Regions from separate parts of the Mus musculus genome. Here region 2 is linked to region 1. Evidence: chromatin contacts called from ENCODE Hi-C or POLR2A ChIA-PET data. All regions are on one chromosome and are shown on one strand. The core of a region is the stretch at or near the end of the contact, and the rest is flanking DNA. Distances in the headings are between cores, read along the strand shown.

Region 1 (2,831 bases), core at 209-2,708:
TTGTTCGCACGAAGACTTGAGAGTTAAACTTGGGTAGAAGTTCAGCTCTTCGCCACTAAACTCGTGTGACATGCAGACGCTGATCTTTCCTTTCTGTGATTCAAAAAGCTTATCGTTACAGATGATTAATGTTTGGATCGTATTTCATATAAATATGTCAGAGTCCTAGATATGCATTTATTATGCGCTTTGTTTGGTACATCTCCATAAACCTAATCAATTTATCTGGACACAGCTAGTGCTCTGTCCGTCCTAGCGTTCTTTAAACTGTCAAGTTACTTTGGATACATTTTCTACCTTTGTAAGTAGAAATATGCATTTCATATTTCAATGCATGCACAGGTTTCCATCTCTCAATTTGAGGGCTCAGTGGAGGTCAGAGAAGGGGAAGCCTTGGCAAACACAGCACTTGACTTGTGTGCTTAGAAGAGTTTTCTAGCAGAAGAGAAGGACTGACCCCATTTCTATTGTTTTGGTATGCAGCAAGAACCAATCTGACTGCTTTCTGCTTACATAAGCCAAAGGCCTGGACAGATCCACAGTAGAGTCAGGACATAAAAGCAAACAAGAGTGATATCCAACTTTTTTCACCCTCTCTGGACAGAATTGGATTTTAGTGGAATGCCTTCCATGTGTTACCTTTTGTGACCTTTATACAGAAATTTATTCTCTCTGGCTGTTTTCCTTGGGCTTTCAAATTACATCTCTCAGGGACTATATATGAGTCTGGCTACTCATGACTTCATGAAACATCATTATTGGGCTAAACTCAATGAATTTCATTCTGCTTTATTTTAGCAGAACCATATGGAACTTGACAAAAGCTAAACAAAGCTGGGATACCCCGGAGAGAAGGCACTTCTGGTCCTAATAAAGAATTAAGCTCTGTCCTGAATCTCTAATAGTACTTTGTAGTTATAACTACAAAGTATTTCTTACAGTGTATAATTATGACAGGGAAGAATACCCATTTATTTGAAGTAAAAAAAAATTTTAAATGAACATTTTGCTTTAAAGCTACATAAATTCTGTACTTAGAATATGAAAGTGTAGCTTAAAGAATACCACAGAGCAAGTTCATTCCAACATGGGCCGGGGAGTTAGGATGAGCCAAAACTTGAAGTTCCAGTCGATAAAAGGGTTGCCTAATTTTTATGAGGTTTTGCTTTTCCTCCACTGGTGAGTCTAAGGGATCCTCTGTAAAGCTAGAAAAGGCGTAGAATGTATGTGAACCAAACCAGCCACTATTCTACCGAACTTCATGAGAACAGATCAGTGTGAGGAGTATCTGAAATGACCTTACTAAAAATCAAGCCAACCAGCACATGTGAACGTCACATGGAATGCCCCAGGAAGACACCTCCAGATGGCAGGCAGTTATTAAGGGAACTGAAACAAAAGAGGAAATTGGAGTGTGCGCTGGCCGGGTAGGCATGTAAGATGTGCCAGGCATAGGTGCTGGGTGCAGCTGGGGATCTCCTTACCTGGAAGGACAGACGTGGGAAAGCACAGGTGACCTAGAGTCCCAGTGTACAGAACACTGTGCGTTTGCTGTGCTCTGAGTCAAGAATCTCTGCAGCAGCTGGAATCGCTTGTCGGTTATTGGCAACTCTCTTCATTGCTGCAGGGCAGACTTGATGGAAATTTACACAGACTATTTAACATGGAGTTTGGAGCTGGGACCTCCAGCCCTGCCACTCACCTCCCCTGCCTCCTCCACCGAGGAACAGAGGGAAGCCATTATCAATTCATTCTTTGTGAGTCATGTTTATTCACAATGACTCAGTAATTTTCATGGAGAGGAAAGGAAGGCTTCAACAGCAGTAGTTACTCCATTTCCCAGACACTTGGGAACTTGAAGTGGGGAGATTATTCTCTAGGGAGTTGGGATATTATTTCAGTTTGCATGTGGGATATTATTTCAGTTTGCATGGCTGCCCCTAATTCTATTGTGTTGCAAAAAACCCCACCCTTTGATTAAAGGACAAAGAATGTGTTACTGCGTCTGAAATACAATTTTTAGATGACATCGTCTAAAAACTGAAATAATATATTTGACAGAGAACTATATAAGACAACTGATATTTTATACCTAAGCAATTTTATGCTAAAGATGTATAAAGTAGGTTGCTTTCATAGCCTCTTGGGTTTTTACTAGCTAGTTTTGTGTCAACTTGACACAGCTGGAGTTATCACAGAGAAAGGAGCTTCAGTTGAGGAAATGCCTCCATGAGATACAACTGTAAGGCATTTTCTCAATTAGGGATCAAGGGGGAAAGGCCCCTTGTGGGTGGGACCATCTCTGGGCTGGTGGTCTTGGTTCTATAAGAGAGCAGGCTGAGCAAGCCAGTAAGGAACATCCCTCCATGGCCTCTGCATCAGCTCCTGCTTCCTGACCTGCTTGAGTTCCAGTCCTGACTTCCTTGGTGATGAACAGCAATGTGGAAGTGTAAGCCAAATAAACCCTTTCCTCCCCAACTTGCTTCTTGGTCATGATGTTTGTGCAGGAATAGAAACCCTAACTAAGACAACAAAGAACTATATAAGACAACTGATATTTTATACCTAAGCAATTTTATGCTAAAGATGTATAAAGTAGGTTGCTTTCATATCCTCTTGGGTTTGAGAAGCAAGTTTTATTTTTTAACCTTAATTTTTATTATTTATATGTATGGGTGATCTACCTGCATGTATTTTCTGTGCACCATAGGCATGCAATGCCTGTGGTGGCCAGAAGAGGGTATTAGATTCCCTGAAACTGCATTTACAGAATTGAGAGCTGCCATGTAGGTCCTGAGCCACCATATAGGTCCTGGGAATTGAACCCTGGT
Region 2 (2,734 bases), core at 221-2,720, 44 kb before region 1:
ATGTTAGACTTTCAGTATTTAAAAGGTTAAGGGGAAAATGCATAGCATCAACTTAAGAGAGAACAAACACTAAAAGCATTCAGGTCACCAGCCACATGCAAAAATACATCCTTTGAACACTTTATATCAGGAAAAAGCTTGTTTGCTTCTTCTTCTTCTTCTTCTTCTTCTTCTTTTTTTTTTTTTTTTTGCATTAACTTTAAATTAGCTGATACACAAGCCAGAACTCAGACTAAACTTCTGTTTGTTTTCCAAGAATAGCCTCCTTCCCTGTTCTTTTTTTTTTCGGGGGGGGGGTGCGGGGGGGGGATGAGGAGGCTAGCTTTTAAGAGAGAAAGAGAACTGAATCTGCACGCTCTCCGCGTAAATGTCACAAGTGTGCTTCTATATGCCAAGCCAACTGAATGTTGTGTGGTCTTCAAATTATTTGCCAATGTGTCTTTAAAGTTTTGCACTAATCCATTTCTGCCAACCTCCTGGCAACATTTAATCTTTTCCGCAACGAGAAAGGTCCCCCCTAACTTAGTATTGACACTGTCACAAGATATGTATGTACAAATTTCGGCTGTCAAACCTCTTACGGGTGCATTTAAGCGCGCGCTCACTCTTCACAGGCGTGCCTACACTAAGACAGCTCCCCTTTCCCTAGCGCCCACCTACTCATCCCTTCTTTCCTTGCAAGTTTGAAACTTTGTTCTTTCTAGGGTCCCGAAGAAGCGCTACCAACGTCCTAGAGACAAAGGGCTGGGCTGAGGGTTAACAGGATGCCCAATTTCACTTGTGAAACAAAGCCCACAAATCTGAGCCCCTGGAGGAGGTGGTGTAGCCCGGGCAAGCCAAGGACCGGGATCGCCGCAGCCACCGAGCCCCGTGTGCCCCGCTCTGCTCACCGCTTCACGCGGATGATCTGGTCCCGCATGGGCTTGATGTCTTGGAAGCTCTGCTGGTTGACCAAGCTGTAGACCAGGATGAAGCCCTGGCCGTTCTTGATGTACAGGTCCCGCATGGACGCGAACTGCTCGGTGCCCGCGGTGTCCAGGATCTCCAGCACCGAAGGCGAGGAGTCCACCTCGATCTCCTTGCGGTAGAAGTCCTCGATGGTGGGGTCGTATTTCTCAATGAAGGTGCCGGTCACGAACTGCACGGTCAGGGCGGATTTGCCTACCCCGCCCGAGCCCAGCACCACCACTTTGTACTCGCGCATCGTCCCTGCGCGGCCGCCGCCGCCGCCGCCGCCCGCGACATAGACCTGCGCCCGCGCGCCGCGCCCCGACCCCGCGGCCCCGCCGCCCTTACGGACTCGTCGGCTCACGGCCGCGGCAGCGCCCCGGGCGCCGGCAGCGGGGCTGCAGCTGAACGAGTCGTGCGCGGCCCTGTGAGCGGGCCAAGCGGGAGGACGATGCAGCCCCGAGGGCGAGAGCAGCAACAGAGCTCGACCTCGAGCCGGAGCCGCCCGAACCGCGGGCCCGCAATGCCGCCCGCCCCGCCCCTCGCGCCTCCACGCCCAGCTCCCGCCGCCGCTGCTGCCGCCGCCGCCGCCGCTTCCCCAGCGCTGGAGCGCGCGCCCGAGCCCAGCCGCAGCGCTGCCCGGGGCGGAGCCAGCCGGGTGGGAGGGGTCTATAAGAAAGCCCGCCCCTCGCGCCGTCGCCTAGCGACCGTCCGCGCGCTCCAGAGAAGACCGGCTTCCGCGACACCCGGCAACACCCAGCCTGACCGGCCTCCGTACTGCGTCTGCGCGCTCTCCTCCGCCCGAAGGCAGGCAACGTCAGACGCCCACGCTCGGGGGTTTGCGGGAGGTGACGGTGGAGGGACCGTGGGCTTAGGAAGCCGTGCGCACCGTGCTTGGGGACCTCAGGACGGGCCGGCCTATGGCTGACATACATGACTCAGCCTGTCAGCCTTCGGAGAGCTTTGGCTTGATCCCGTTATACGTAACGACGTGAGCCTTAAGGGCCGCCGCCATGAGTTACACAAGCAAATCGAAGCTCGGCTAGTCCGTGGCGCCCAGGCTACACGCAAACCCGGTCCGCGCCCGATGACGTCACCGGCCCGCCCTCTAGCCCCGCCCTTGTCGAGTTTGACGTAAGCCGAGCTCCTCCCCCCGGGCTGGTAGACAGCCTTGGGCGCCTGGAAAACCTGGAGCTCGGATCCGCCCCCCACTGTCGGGAGACCCCAGAACATCTCAGCAACAGCCTGCGGGGGTGTCTGCGCGGAAGCTCGGATTCACTGTAGCCAATCAGATTGTGAGTCCGGACTCTAGACTACCACTCTTGACCAATGAAAAGGCGTCTCATCTTGCTAACCAATTGGTGTAAGACCCAGTGATAGACTGAGCCAACTCCCCTCCGGGGCCTGGAGGGGCTGAGAGTTTGCGCTTGCGCACGGCCTGGTACCCAATCGTAGGCCAACTGAGGAGTGACAGAGGGCTGGGCGGAGCCAATCAAACCTGCACTGTGGAGACAGTGCAGGGCTGCTGGGGAACTGGGAGGGGCAGGGTTCGAGCGCCCGACCCCCTGGTGTTCTGGCACCGGAGCGGGTTGCGTTGGCAGACAAGAGGGATGAGTTCTGTTCTAACGTCGCCTCCGTGGCATTCTGCCTGGAGATGGGCATGGAAGTGGTGGCAGAGGATGCGGGCTGGATCGTGGGCTGAATCGAGAAAACTGGGACTTTTGTCTTCAGGGTGAGAAATTTTCCGGTCCCTCAGGAGACATCCATCTGGCAGCAGTTGCTGTGG

What was found. Hi-C counts contacts between places; a loop is a spot of excess contacts on that map. ChIA-PET counts read pairs that join two places held with the same protein, here RNA polymerase II (POLR2A).
Region 2: a loop to region 1 is called in a map of left cerebral cortex, with 4 times the contacts of the local background. The contact joins the promoter of Rap2a here to the enhancer-like site in region 1. A Hi-C loop is called at or near these places in 3 of 37 maps with a recorded cell type or tissue (all left cerebral cortex). POLR2A ChIA-PET finds 5 or more read pairs at or near these places in 1 of 5 experiments (Patski).

What each region holds. Positions count from the first base shown.
Region 1 is chr14:120,432,892-120,435,722 of GRCm38, reverse strand. No RefSeq gene overlaps it. Among named protein-coding and RNA genes, the nearest start is that of Rap2a, 44 kb to the left of the region's middle. Within about 2 kb of position 1,458, at least 2 of the 3 ENCODE cell types and tissues checked have a DNase peak (open chromatin) inside an H3K27ac peak, as active enhancers do; they include left cerebral cortex, where a contact is called at or near this core.
Region 2 is chr14:120,477,197-120,479,930 of GRCm38, reverse strand. It overlaps Rap2a (RAS related protein 2a), which reads right to left and starts at 1,470. Exons shown (of 2, transcript NM_029519.3): 1 at 891-1,470. The coding sequence starts at 1,204.